2 separate regions of the Homo sapiens genome follow, and region 1 is linked to region 2. Evidence: chromatin loops called from intact Hi-C (ENCODE). Cell type or tissue: A673. All regions are shown on one strand. Each heading gives the region's core, and the rest is flanking DNA. Links, peaks and the distances in the headings are about the cores only.

What was found. A loop is a pair of places that touch in the nucleus more often than their neighbours do. Peaks named below come from ENCODE experiments on the same cell type or tissue, not always from the same donor. Only the 100,000 strongest peaks of a DNase experiment are listed, where the experiment ranks them.
Region 1: a loop joins it to region 2, with 2.5 times the contacts of the local background. A loop is called at or near these places in 1 of 110 quality-filtered maps.

The regions. Positions count from the first base shown.
Region 1 is chr2:105,231,486-105,239,052 of GRCh38, forward strand. No RefSeq gene overlaps it. Among named protein-coding and RNA genes, the nearest start is that of GPR45, 6.5 kb to the right of the region's middle. In A673, for the core only: a CTCF peak has its summit at 4,329 (motif pointing left); a DNase peak (open chromatin) is centred at 4,326.
Region 2 is chr2:104,936,399-104,943,965 of GRCh38, forward strand. It overlaps MRPS9-AS2 (MRPS9 antisense RNA 2), which reads right to left. Exons shown (of 3, transcript NR_110603.1): 3 at 1-367. Among named protein-coding and RNA genes, the nearest start is that of DALIR, 32 kb to the left of the region's middle. In A673, for the core only: no CTCF peak of the experiment used is centred there; a DNase peak (open chromatin) is centred at 3,433.

The DNA.
Region 1 (7,567 bases), core at 1,207-6,206, 300 kb after region 2:
CATGGGAGTAAAACAGCTCAGATAATGAGACCATGAAAAGTTGTACAAAGCATTAAACACCATACATTTAAAACATTTAAAGTTGACTTTATTATGAAGCAAAACATTCAGGAAGAACTCAGGACTCCACCCCAGGGGACCCACATATCTACAGTTGGTTCAGACAGCCCCCAAAAGCTGGCATGCTGTGTGCTTGGGACAGAACTTACCAACTGTCCCAATAAAGACCCTTCCCAGGCTGGGCATGGTGGCTCATGCCTGTAATCCCAGCACTTTGGGAGGCTGAGGCAGATGGATCACTTGAGGTCAGGAGTTCGAGACCAGCCTGGCCAACATGGCAGGAACCCCGTCTCTACTAAAAATACAAAAATTAGCTGGCCGTGGTGATGTGCGCCTGTAGTCCCAGCTACTCAGAAGGCTGAGACACAAGAATCCCTTGAACTTGAGAGGCAGAGGTGGCGGTGAGCCGAGATCACACCACTGCATTCCAGCCTGGGTGACAGAGCGAGACTTTGTCCTCCCCACCCCCACCCCAAAAACAACCACCACAAAAAGCACAAGACCCTTCCCTACCCCTGTCTAGTGTTTTGTGATATGCAGCGTGCTTTTCTACGTATTGAATCTTCACAACAACCCTGTGAGGTAGGTACCCTCATATCATTTTACAAAAGAAGAAACTGAACAGTTGGGAATTTTTCCCAGGCTATAAGGCAGAACCAGGACTATAATTTCGATCTTCTGAGTCCGAGCCTTGACTAGGACTTTATTACGGAGGGCCTCTTTCCTCCTGTATCTCATTGGTTCATCATGCCTTTATCTTGGTTGGTACTTTGGTGGCTTTACATGGGCAAATAAGTTTAGCTTGTCCCACCTCCTGCCCCACTAATACTTCCTAATTCAGATCATGGATATTAACATGGGACAGGGCACAAGGGCTCAGTGATTTAAATGTTGTTCTAACCTTGCTCCTCCACATGTCATGGGCCTGGGTAGGAAGGGCAGAGGTGCTGCTAGAGTTACCCGGCTGTCAATTAGACTTATCAAGTTATGGCTGGAGGTGAGGCTGTGGCTCACTCCTTCAATCCCAGCAATTTGGGAGGCCAAGGCAGGCGGATCACCTGAGATCAGGAGTTGAAGACCAGCCTGGCCAACATGGTGAAACCCAGTCTCTACTAAAAATACAAAAAGTAGCCAGGCTTGGTGGCGGGCACCTGTAATCCCAGCTACTCAGGAGGCTAAGGCACAAGAATCGCTTGAACCCGCGAGGTGGAGGTTGCAGTGAGCCTACATCTCGCCACTGCACTTGAGCCTAGGCAACAGAGCTAGACTCTGTCCCCAAAAAAACAAACAAACAAAAAAAAAACCGGAATTGTCAAGTTCTTGGGTTACATTAAGAACACTTTTTTCAAAAATAAATTGGAGCAATTATAAAAAGTACAATCAGCTGACCACAAACAGACATGAAGGATCTTTTTGGAGGTGATGAAAATGTCCTCAAAGCAGATTGTGGTGATAGTTGTGCAACATTTTAAATTGGCTAAAAATCATTTAATTGTCCACGTGCAGTGGGCAAATGTCATGATACATAAACTAGATCTCAATGAAGCTGTTAAAAACATTCAAATATCGGCCAGGTGCAGTGGCTCCCGCCTGTAATCTCAGCACTTTGGGAGGCTGAGCCAGGCGGATCCCCTGAGGTAAGGAGTTCGAGACCAGCCTGGCCAACATGGTGAAACCCCATCCCTACTAACAGGACAAAAATTAGCCGGGCGTGGTGGCAGGCTCCTGTAATCCCAGCTACTCATGAGGCTGAAGCAGCAGAATAGCTTGAACCTGGGAGGTGAAGGTTGCAGTGAGCCGAGATCACACTACTGCACTCCAGCCTGGGTGACAAGAGCGAGATTCCGTCTCAAAAAAAAAAAAAGAAAAAATTCAAATATCAAAAATAATTTTACTAGAGTAAGTAAGCTGTGTCTGTTTTCTTTACATTACAAATGAAAAAGTATATTTTTTACCAGGCTTAGGGATTTTGTTTGTTTGTTTAGAATTAGGGCATAAAATGTCAGAAAAAAATGCGCAAATAAGTTTAAAATTAGTTTTTGAGAAAGTCAGGTGAAAATGTAGTAGAGGGCCCTGCAGATGTAATTTTGGAGAAGGAAACAGGTTTTATAAAGCAGCCCTGTGAAATCTGATGTGTCAGTACTGGGTTTTTCTCCTGTGTAAGCCGCACCTGTCCCGGGAGCCCCTGGGTATAGGCTACTTGAGATGTCACATGCTCTACCTGGAGAAACACAAATTGGCAGGTATTATTTTTTAGCATCTTGAAAAAGTGCTAATTGTCTCAGATTCTGTTAAAATATAAAGCTCCATTTTTAAACAAGTGCCATATGCTTTGTGCCTCTAGCAAAATCTTCCTACATGGTTTGGGGACTTTTAAAATCCTACCTTAGATGTAACACCTCTAAATTAGTTAAGAAAGGAAGTGAATAAGTTGGCTTTTAATAGTAAAATGCACAAACAACATTCTCGAGGATTAATTTGGAAGCTGGTGACCCTAAGTGAATTATACGCTTTGGCCTCCTCTAAAGCAGTGGTCCCCCACCTTTTGGCACCAGGGATCCGTTTGTTGGGAGGCAATTTTTCCACAGGACCAGGAGCGGATGGTTTTGGGATGAAACTGTTCCATCTCAGCAGATCATCAGGCATTAGATCATCGGGCATTAGATTCACATAAGGAGTGCGCAACCTAGATCCCTCACGTGCACAATTCACAATAGGGTTCCACTCCTATGAGAATCGAATAATGCTGCTGATCTGGCCAGAGGCGGTGCTCAGGTGGTAATGTGAGCGACGCGGAGCAACTGTAAATACAGATGAAGCTTCGCTCGCCCTCCACTCACCTCCTCCTGTGTGGCCTGGTTCCTAACAGGCCAGGGAAAGGTACTGGTCTGTGGTCCCAGGATTTAAGAACCCCTGCTCTAAAGAAAGGTGGTAGCACAAAGATACTTAAAAAATGAGTATTTTATGGCCATCCTGTGGGTTATTTTGGACTTTTCAGAAGTTCTTAAATAATCAGTTGTTCTTTCTCATAACCAGAGCAAGCATAGGCAGTCAGTCTGAGCCATAATCTATCTGAATCTGTAGAAATAAATTTGTCCACACTATGAAACCCTCACGTACACTGAGTGGGTACCACTAACATGGGGCTTGCCCAGGACAGAGGGAAGGAGGGAAGAGTCAAAGAGTAAAAGAGAAGATATGACTCGATTTTCCATTCTTCCATTTGTATCTGCTTAAGCAAATCATCTCATTGCATTGATTGAGTTTCCTCATCTGTAAATGGGAATAGTCACGTATCATCCCAGTGGCTGTGAGAAAGAAGTAAAAGCACATTTTAGATGCACTTTGTATATTTAAAGTCTTATTCTAATACTACCTATCACTGTTTCTTTGGTCAGAGCAACATTTCAGTCATCATTAGATTGGGGATATGTAAAGGCCTGAAATCTTCAAGCTGGACTCTAAGATTAGAGTCTCCCAGCCACCAGCTGGTATGCAAGGCTCTGGAGCTATGAATGGGTTGCTGGGGTGTCTGAGGCAGTAACCTCTTAGCCCTGCCAGCAGCAGCACAGGCCTGCGGTCGGTCTCTCTAGTGTGCCCTACAAATAACATTTTCTATACGAGTCTTGACTTTAGAAGGGTGGGGAAGCACCAAGGATTGAACAAAGAGATGAGACAGTGTCTGAATCCTCACAGCCACCCTGCATCTCCCATGGATCTGGCGTTAAATCCTACACTCTTGACAGCCAGCAGATTTTACATTTGAGGAGACAAATAGATCTCATCCACATTTGCTTGAGAAGCATCTGCAAAAGCTCCCGCATCAGATGCACACACGGTCCTACAGGCCCAAGGGCATCCTGTGTCCTGAGTGCCTGCCAAGACACCCGTAGCCCTGTGACAGTCCCACACACACGCCCTGCACCCACGGCCTTCACATCTTACCTTTCCTGCTGAAAGACATCCTTCCTGTGGCTCCCAATGCTGACTCATTCCTGATATAAAAGTCTGATAGGAACTGCTAGTTACATCATTATCTGAGTGGCCTCTCTCTGCATAGCCTAGGGGTTAAGGCATGGGCCCTGGAGTCAGACTGTCTGATTCTAATGCAGGGCCCTACTACTATACTTTCTAGGTAAATAACTGTGCATCCAGTTCTTCATCTGTAAAGAGGAGTCAATGTGAGGGTTAATTGAGAGAAACCATGTCAGTAGTTCCTACAACTGAGAACGTTTACCCTGGATGACTTATTAAAATGCAGTTTGCGCCCCCTGGCGTCCCAGGGTTTCTAATTCAGTGGGTCTGGAGTGGCCCTGAGAATTTTCCTTTCTCAAGTTCCTAGGCGATGCGGATGCCGAAGACGCAGGGGCCGAGCTTCCTGACCACTGAGCTATGTAAGGGGCTTAGCCTGGCATGCTATCAGCACACGAGAAATGTTAGCCATTACTAAGAAGAATAGGCAATGAAGATTTGCCTCATTAAAAGACTTCCCAGTTGTGTTCTACTTGAAAATTTCTCCCCAAGAATCTTGTTCAAGTCGAGGAATAAAAAATCTGGTTCCTTTCAGCTCACTTTTCTTTGAAGTTAAGACACGTGGCACGACACCTGTTTCTAAACACAGCTACTTGATGTATTACTTTTGGCAGCTCTTGCATATTTTTTCATCGCCAATAAAGTTATTGAAATTGAAATATACCATCTGTTTGAGAGTTTGTATCAAAAAGACAGGTGACAAGGTTGCAGGTAATGACAGAGTCAAGCTGTTCCCACAGCAAAGGGCTGTTCCTAGCTTCCCCGTCTGCCAAAATTGACTTCATTTCTTAGATTTGACATTTTTGAACCAATATGTTCTTCTGGAGCAGGGATTAAAAATCCAATATCACAAAACCAATTGGTTTTACCTGCAGCAATATTAAAGACTATGGAGAAAGAGCCCAACAAATTTCCCACCATTTGGCTGAAATAGAACCAGCAGAGAGAAAGCAAATTCTATCAGATGTACATATATATGTAAATGCATATATATATATATAATTCAAAATCTGATAATTAAAATGTAGATGTACCTGTGTGTAGTGTGTACCTGACTTTTTTCTTAATGTTTGTGAAAAACAGTTCCAAAAGAACTGCGCCTACTCCCACTGCGCATATGAGCGCTTCCTTCGCGGATCAGGGGTTGGCAGCCTTACACCAGGAACGCACCTGGGCGCAGCCTCGATCCCACAGGGTCCAGGTGCAGAGGCACCGGGATGCACGCAACACCTTTCGACGCAGAGCTGGGGAAGGGGCCAATAGGAATGGATGCTCCGACAGACGAAGCCACGTGGGAACAAGGACGAGCCCAGGGCAGCTTTTGCTGGAGGTACAGGGGCAGTGTCACAGGGGGCAAGTGGAGTTGCTGGGGAGGATACGATAGCATGTGGGATTTGAAGGTGGGGAAGATTCCGTTATTTTCCTGAACACCTAACAGTGATGCTGCAGGCTTTCTGGACGGGACGGGACCTCAGACACAATAATCCATTCCGCCGTCGCCACGCAGTGCCTTTCGACCATTCAGTTTCAGCGCTGGGAGGAAGGAGAGGCGTGCGCTCTTGCTGAAGGTCGCGCGGGGCTCACCGACCGGTTGCCAGGAAGTCTACCTCCTCCACGTGGCAATCGCCGCTGCTGCTCGGCTCCCTGCCACGGGGCTGCCCCGACTGTGCCTCCGCAGGTCTCTCTGGTTCTGCCCGCCTTTGTCCCCTCGCAAGGCATTATCCCTCCCCGCTTCAATCAGGGTCCGGCGGATCGTCTTCACGCCTGATCTTGAGGATGGGAAAGGGAGACAGGATCGTCTTCACGCCTGATCTTGAGGATGGGAAAGGGAGACAGGCATTTCTTACCTTCTCCTTCCTGACCACTTAAAGCCAAACATATTCCCAGCCGAAGATGAGAGTTGCTACCTGAAACGCCAAGTTTGCGAGCAGAAGGCCACTCGAATCCCCGCTTGACCAGGCCTTAGGAGGACGGTAGAGTCCTGGAGAGCTGCCCTGGCGCCGCTGCAGGGACCTCCGCTGTGTCCCCCAGTCCCTCAAAGCTCTCCTGGGCCGCATTTTCCCCTCTCATGTCTGTCTCACGAGGCCACTCACAGCCTGGCCTCCTCTCCCCAAGAAAACCTGGCAGGATCTCCCTACTGCACTGGAAACAAAAGCCTGGACGGGAGGTGTATGTGGACCAGGAAGTGCCAGCTTAAATGGAAGGAAACGGAGGGAACACAGCTCAAAAGCGTAGCCAAGTGGTGCTTTGCTATACTATGTTATCTCTTTTTGCATGTTTGAAATTTAACATAATAAAAAGACTTTTAAAGTTGGCAAAAGAAAAAGGGGAAGAGAACAAAGAAAGATAAAAGAAAGAAATGAGAGAGAAAAAGAAGGAAGGAAAAAAGAGAGAAGTAAGGAAGGAAAAAAGGAAGGAAGGAAGGAAGGAAGGGAGGGAGGCAGGAATGGAGGGAGGGAGGCAGGAAGGGAGGGAGGGAGGGAGGAAGAAAGGCTTTGGCAGGCCAGACACTGATACTTCCTAGCCTCCCGAGGCTGCCCCAGCGCGCCCCCTGGTGGTCGCACATAGAGTTGTCCTATTTGGAGAGCAAAGACAAAGGTTCTTTCCCTCATCCTCACTAAGTTCTTTTTTTTTTTTTTTTTTTTTTTTTTTTTTTTTTTTTGAGACGGAGTCTCGCTCCGTCGCCCAGGCTGGAGTGCGGTGGCGCGATCTCGGCTCACTGCAAGCTCCGCCTCCCAGGTTCACGCCATTCTCCTGCCTCAGCCTCCCGAGTAGCTGGGACTACAGGCGCCGGCCACCACGGCTGGCTAATTTTTTGTATTTTTAGTACAGGCGGGGTTTCACCATGTTAGCCAGGATGGTCTCGATCTCCTGACCTCGTGATCCGCCTGCCTCGGCCTCCCAACATGTTGGGATTACAGGCGTGAGCCACCGCGCCCCGCTGAAGGTCAGTTTTTAGAAGCCCATTCTTTATCTACTGGGAAAGGAGAACAGAGTGGGATTTTGTTTGAAATTTGTCTGTACCTCAACTGGTGTAGCTTGGGGGTGGGAGGATGGTTTTTCTTTTCCCTATGCTTGTCAGTGTCACAGACGTGAAGTCATCCTCCCCAAGCCACCGTCCTCACCACAGAACCATCTTTCTGTTGGAGTCTCAGCTTCCAGTCTCGGCTCCACTGGTCACTACTTTGCTGAACTGGGGCTTGTCGTGACTGTATCTGAGCTTCCCTTTCATAATTTCCCTGCCTTCTTGCCAGGCGTGAGGATGCAGAGGGAAGGCTTTAGAAAACCTTGCAGTAAACACAATGCATGGGTGGCCTCGTGTCCGCTTTGCTGAAAGCGCCTTCTATCTTTTGCGTGGACACAGCTCACTGAAGCCTCTGCCAGAGCACAGCTAGCCACACCATGGCACACAGCAGCACACAGCCTGGTCACACTTTCCTTAGTTGATTAATCACACTTCAGTCAGAGATGAAGA
Region 2 (7,567 bases), core at 975-5,974:
ATCCTCACTGTTTATAAAAATGACAGCCCCTAATGGACCATATTAGCTTTAACACAAACTATTAAATCTCCTTCATTACTTTTTTCTGTGTTCTGTTTCGGCATCTCGTTAGCTCTGAGAAGTGGGTGCAAACTCCTAAGGAAACATGAGCACACATTGAGACGATTAGAGATCATGGTTATTAGATAAGCCTCAGGAGGATGTTTTTCTTGGGTTGCTCACAAGCATTTTGAAAGAGTCGTGTTCCAGGTTTGAGATCCCATGTTTCTTCCTCTTAAACTATGAGCAGCTGTAGCACATGACCTACTTCTGTAGGGCCCTGTAATGATTTCCTTCCTTCGGAGGCTTCAGGAGTTCTCCTTCTGCCCTGTGAAAAAAAGGGACAAATATTTTAATCCAAGCAAAATGCTGAAGCAGGTTTTGTTGGTTTCAGGGAAGAAACTCAATACAGCTCCAGCACTGAATGTAGGCCTCAAATTGGAACCATCTGGGCCGCAGAAGGGCTCAGAGACCTTTGGGGAAGGCAGAGACAGTCTTGCCTAGGGCCGCAGCCCATACACCTGCAGAGATGGCCGACGTCTGGGCAGGCCCTGGGCTCACCCAGGAACTGGAGCCGCTCCTACTGCGGCAAAGCCCTCACTGCCTGGCATTGCAGTTGGGAATACCATGTAAGAAAAGGTGACAACTGCTTAGAGGACGACTTCCTACATGAATATTCCTCACAGTGAAAGGAAGGCCTCATGATTCTTTGGAACACATTTGACACAAATCAGACATAATTTCCTAACTTTTGCTTTTTAGCAGACAGGGAGGAAAGTCCTCAGGAAACCATAGGTGGGTATACACAATATTTTTAGAGTTATCCTTAACTAGGGGAGAAAAAAAAGGCTTTTACAACCCAATGCATGCCTGTTTGGTGTTCTCCGTATTCTTTTCTTGTTTAAAAGGTTGTTATTATTATCTTTGACTAGTTTTCCTTTTTAACTAAGTGAAAGTGCTTTTCAAGTGTTTTCTAATATCTAAACATAGAAGACTAGGCCAGCTGCTGGAAGGTTATTTTAAATAAAGTATTTTTTAAAATTTTATATTGCAAACTTTCCATGGGTGAGGGATGAGAGTATCAACCCATTTCCAAATATAAAGGGCGAGGACTTTTGCTCAAAGATTAGAAATCTTATCATGTGATTTTAAAACCAGTGCAGAATATGTTTTCTGGAAAGAAAGTGGGACATAAAGAGCAGATAGAAATTGTACAAAAGTTGTGCATTTAATAAGTATATTTTCCAAATATTAGTTGATGAGGAATATATCATTTTCAATTTGGGTTTTAAATTATTTACTGTGGTTAGAAGTGCAATGTGGCCATAATAGAATCCTAAAGAATATGACCAAACTTGACATCCTGAGAGTGGAAGCCCCATGACAATCTCAACACCAAGGTCAGAGGATGATTTATTGAGAAAGGATCAGTCCCTGGAAAAGGTGACAATTCAGAAAAAAATAGAGGTGCTTGAAATTTTGAGCTTAAATTCCTAGAAGTGTGAATTTATCTGGTTTCTTCTAACTAATCTTTTTCAATAAGCCAGTGGACCACAGTTTTTTGCTTATTGTAAGTACATTTATTTGTTTATTATAATTAAATCTATTGACTGATGGAAATTACACAGTGAAGACATATATTATATGTATGATTAAAATGTTTAATATTTTTTAAAGTTAAGAATTGTCAGCAAGAATATATTTTTTTAAATTCCTGAATGGAAAATAAGTCCAAAAAATAGTATTTGGACTGAAGGCTCACAGAATATCTCTCATTTTTAAAAGTTCTAAGGATGTATCTGTTGCAAGGTTTCCCAGCACATTCTTAGGGGTGACATGACTGTACGGTGTTTCGGTTCTGAGCTGTTCTCACATGCACACTTCATCACAAGCCAACTGGGAGGGGTGCGGGAGGGTTGTGTGCGTTGGGCTTACTTTTTTTTGCCCTGTTCCAAATTTATATGCATGAATCTAAATTTTTAACCAAATCTTTGTTCTCTTTCCTCTTGAGGCTGCTTCACACTCCTGCCTACGCACCCAGCTGCACCCAGATAGCTCTTCCTCCCTCCCCACCCTGACAGCCTGCACCGCTGCTCAGCTACAGGGTGAGACTTAATGGAGCTGAGCAGAGCATTTCCTAGCGAGCTTCCTGCAGAGCAGTCAGCCAAGACTGGGAAAGGCCCACCACCAAACACCAGGAGCCAGGGGAAAATCAGAGGGCCAGCCCGCTGCAGGGGCAGCCTCCAGAAAGCGTCTTGCTGTCATTTAAGGGTATTAGTTTGATACCTTTAGGAAGGCTTTGGGTTTCTCTAAAACATGGCCACTGTCTCATTCATATAGCTCTGTGAGGATGCCTATATTCAGTATCTGGGCTAAGCTGACCCACCAACTCCATTGAGTTGCGAATTTCTAGCATGAATGCCTAGCCTCAGAAAAGTAAGAAATTCTGCTGTGTGTCTTCATATGTATTTTTATTTTTACTTTATTACTACTGTTATTATTTTTAGAGACAGTGCCTTGTTCTGTTGCCCCAGCTGGAGTCCTGTGGCAATATCCTAGCTCACTGCAGCCTCAAACTCCTGGGCTCAGGTGATTCTCCCGCCTCAGCCTCCTGAGTAGCTAGGACTACAGGTGTACCACCGTGCCTGGCTGATTTTTCATTATTTTAGAGATAGGGATCTCATTACGTTGGCTAGGCTGGACTCAAACGCCTGGTCCCAAGCGGTCCTCCTGCCTTGGCCTCCAAAAGTGCTGGGGCTACAGGCATGAGCCACTGCACCCACCCTCCCTGAGTATATTTTTAAATACAGGGTTTCATATCTTCAACATAGCCCCTAAATTAAAGCAATGATTATAACAATCGCACAGCAACTAAAGCCAGTGTTCTGATGGTTTTATTTGAAAAGCACCATTCTCTACAAATGGAAGCTGATCAATAAAAAATATACATATATTTGAGAGAAAAGCCCACCCTGTCCTCAGGAAAAGCAACCCGTAGAGAGTGGGCAATTTCAGATTGATTTATGAACTGGGAAAGTATTTCTGATTTTGTTTTAATTTTTTCTTTGGCCAAACTGGTCAGGAGGTGATGAAGACTGACTTCCCAGCCCTTTGCTGCCAAATCTTAACTGCCTGAAAACTTACAGAAATGCTTGATTAAAACTAGAATAAAAATCTCCAGTTGCCTTCAGCAAACCACAGCACAAGGGTGGGAAAACCAGTGCCAGGTTGCAGTTTAAGTATAGTCACTTGGCGCCTGCTGAAAGTACTGCTCCCTTCCTGTTTAATAATTAATTCAACTTTAAAGCCCCAAGGATCTGGACTCAGCACCAGTTTCACAAAGCAGTACAGAAACAAAATGCTTCCAGAACTGGAGGGGGGGATAGAGGAAGAAAGAATCTAACATTTCAAGAAACATCACCACATGGGGCCGGCAAGCAGGGGGTGGGGTTTGGAGGTGGAAAGATCCAGGGTGGAGAAATTCAAAATAAAATAAATACACACAAAAGCAAGGTTATTCACGGCCACTGGCACTAGGACTGGGAGCGGCATGGCGAGCCGGAAGTCATCCATTTGGGAGGCAGGCTGGTGCCTGCAGGCTAGTGGGGCCGAGAGGGTAATGGGCTCAGTCTCTGGAAAAGGAGACCCAGCCTTGCTCTTCAGCAGTGGCCTCTGCTCATTAGTCAGAGCATCGTGCTGGAAAAGGCATCCAAGGTGGGCAGTCATCCTTGCTTTCGCGCTCCTCTCCCTCCACCCCACCCCACCCGCACAATTCACCCTCCAGGGGAAGGGCCGGAGAATGCCCGATGTGAGGGCGAAAAACAAGCAAGTTCCCAGGCTTAAATATTCAGTTACAGAAGTTAACACCCAACATAGCAGCAGATAACTGCAAAAATGTGTCCCCGCATCCAGTGGGGCACCTGCACTGTGCTTTGTGGTTTTTCTAAGTCGTTTGCTTTCTCTAAGCTGGTGAGTCCAGCCAGAAAGGTGATGCACTGCAGATGCTGAAAACAGGCAGAAGCTGCTTAAAAGCTTATCAAATCTCGTATCGCACACAAGATAGGAGGGGGAATGTGTCCAGAACGACTGCAGCAGGCCCACCTCCAACCTCACAATTCAATATGAAACCACATGGACTATTCTTCTGTACTCCAGGAAACCTAAGTATCCCAAAGCATTGCCAAGAGATGGTCTCACCAGAAATGAACAGATTAATTAAACAAAACGAAGGCCCGAGTGGCCAAGGGAAAGAGGAAAGCTATTTAACCCAAATTGTATTTACTTTTTGCTTATTTTTATTATTATAAAGAGTCATGGGATAGAACACTCACACATATCCCCTGAGATTCCAGTTGGGTATTTTGAAATCGACATTCACATAATTAACTGGTTGAGTTGGACAAATAATGACCTGAATATTTTCCGTAATCCTTAAAAATGGATGTTTTTATTACTCTGCAATTGTTAAAACTATATGAATTTTCTTTATATTTTACTTCATACATACATTAGTTATAAAACATTTAAAGTACATTTACTTTGTATGTTTCCCTCCACTGCAGATTGATGGTGTTGCCTTAAAACTGTAACAGCTGTATTTTAAAAATAGGATTTTGTATTCCTCTTGACTGAGTTCTTAAAACTATGCCAAATTCAAGTTTGAAACTAGTTTCCAGTTATTAAACAATTTCAAAACCAGAAGGTCAATATGTTTTTCTCTATTTTTGAGGTAGTGAATGTCTAGCTGCTGCTTTTTATTTTTCAATTTCAAGTTTGGTTTCAAGCTCATGCCCCTGTTTTCTTACAAAGCTCATAGTCCCAGACAGTGAATCCTTCCTCACAGTAACATCTTCCTTTGTGATGAGAATAATTATCTATCAGCGTATCTTTTTAAAATAATAAATTTGGGTATTTCTAGGAGGCAGTGCGTTGTCATGGAAACACCGTTGGACTATGAACCAAGCCAGCCTCTGGGCTGGTCCAGCACTAGCTGTACATCCTGGCAAGTTACAAACCCAAGAACACACCCCTGGGTGTCAGTGTGTACCGCTGCTAAAGGAGGAGTTCTCAGTGCTTCTCTCCCTGCACTGTGTCTGCAGGGAACCCCTTTTCAGGGTTGGGAAAGGAAGACTCACACACACACAGCCCACTCTAAATCGATCCAGACTATGATAAGTGCTGAAATAGAACCATGAATTAAATGAACCAGAAGATTTATAAGGCCTGCCCAGCTCCACAGATCTCTGATTCCATGTGAATCATGGATTCACCAACTGGGTTATGCCCAGTCACTGGCCTCACTCACTCAATGCTCGCCGTGTCCTGCTCACTCCTGTCCAGCCTGGCCTTTTTCATACAATCCACGGGGAATTGGCGCTAGTAGGTAGTAGGTAATTTGGAAGATTAGATTAAATAATTTGGAATATACCCATGGATATACATGAGCCCTAAAAAAGGGAAAAGGTGTGGCCCCATGATGAAAGAGTGGAAATCAAGCTTAACTCTTGGGTAATCAGCGTATGTGTAGGGCAAGTGTATTCTATTCAAGATTTACCCACAAGAGGCAAAAATACTGTGTCAGAAGTTAGCAGATAAAACAGGAATATGAAGAAAATGGCACAACTTTTTTTTCTACCTTTTTGTGATCCTCCCTCCTCATGGTTTGAAATATTTTGTGCTAGTTGTCAAGTGTGGGCCTTATAGGCTGATGGGACAGGGGTCCTCACCTCAGTTTTCTCATCTGAAAAATGGGGATTTCAACGTCAGAAGGTTGCTTTGATGATTATCTGAATTAATATATGTAAATCTCTTGGTAGAATACACGGAATTTACCAAGTTGTAAGTTGATGTCAGCCATTATTATTGAGTTAGGAGAGCTATGTTTTTTGTTATGTTTTGTTTTTGTTTTTGTTTTTGTTTTTTGAGACAGAGTCTCACTCTGTTGGCCAGGCTAGAGTGCAGTGGCATGATCGTGGCTCACTACAACCTCTGTCTCCTAGGCTCAAGCAATTCTCCTGCCCCAGCCTCCTGAGTAGCTGGGATTACAGGCATGCACCACCACACCTGGCTAATTTTTGTATTTTTAGTAGAGATGGTCTTGAACTCCTGACCTGAGGTAATCCTCCCACCTCAGCCTCCCAAAGTGTTGGGATTACAGGTGTGAGCCACCGCGCCTGGCCTAGGAGAGCTATGTTTAACCAAAGAGCTAGTGACTAATAATACATAACTAGTATTACCATACTGAAATTTTTTGCCTCTATATGCATTTGCTAGGGCTGCCATGACAAAGTGCCACAGGCTGAGTGGCTTAAACAACAGAGATTTATTTCCTCACAATTCTGGAGGCTCCGAGTCAGAGATCAAGGTGTGGGCAGGGTTGATTTCCTCTGAGGCCCCTCTCCTTGGCTTGTAGATGCCACCTTCTCCCTATGTCCTCACATGGTCTTCCCTCTGTGCATGTCTGTGCCCTAATCTCTTTTTATGAGGACAACAGTCACATTGGATTAGGGCCCACCCGGATGACAAGCTTTAACCTTAGCTTGTTAAAGACTGTATCCCCAAATATCATCACATTCTGAAGTACTGGGGTTTAGGACTTCAACAAGGGAATTTGGTGAAATACAATTCAGCTTATAACAGCCTCCACATCAGTAGAAGTACGGCTTCCATCAAGAGTTTTAAAATAACAGAAGTTCAGATTTGTATACATGGGTATATAAATGAAAGGGATCAACCTGGAGGACATTATTAAGTGAAATAAGCCAGGCACAGAAAGACAAATATTGCACGATCTCAGTCATAAGTGGAATCTTAAAAAGATGCCTTAATAGAAATAGAGAGTAGAATAGTGGTTATCAGAGCCTGGAGAGGGGAGGGGTAAGGGGAAACAAAAGAGGTTGATCAATAGATACAGAGTTGTAGTTAGGAAGGAAGAATAAATTCCAGTGTTCTATTACATAGTATGGTGACTATAGCAGATAGCAATGTTCTGTGTATTTCAAGATGGCTAGAAGAGAACATTTTGAATGTTATCGCTACAAAAAAAAAATGATAAATGTTTAAAGTGATGAATATGGTAATTACCCTGACTTAGTCATTTATACAATGTATATACATGCATTGAAACATCACACTGTATCCCATAAATATGTTCACTTATTATGTCAATTATACATAAAATGGAATTAATTTAAAAAGAAAAACAAATGGGGAAACAGGCTCTATCCAGACCCTTGAATACTTTCACTGAGATGAAGCTGCATGCTCTGTGACTGTTCCCCAGTACAGAATAGACACTCACAGTCTGTAGACAAGTTAAAATCAAGCAGAGGTGAGGGCTATTATAACACCAGTGGAATTGATCAGTGTAATACATTTGTTGACTCAACTCACGAAGCTTGGATAACATAAACCAACAGAAATCTGCTTGAACCTGGGATCATCCAGGCCAGAGAGGAGGCTGACGAGTTGCCTTGGTCCTTGGGTGACTTGACCTAGCACTGAACTCTGTGACCTATCAATCCATGAA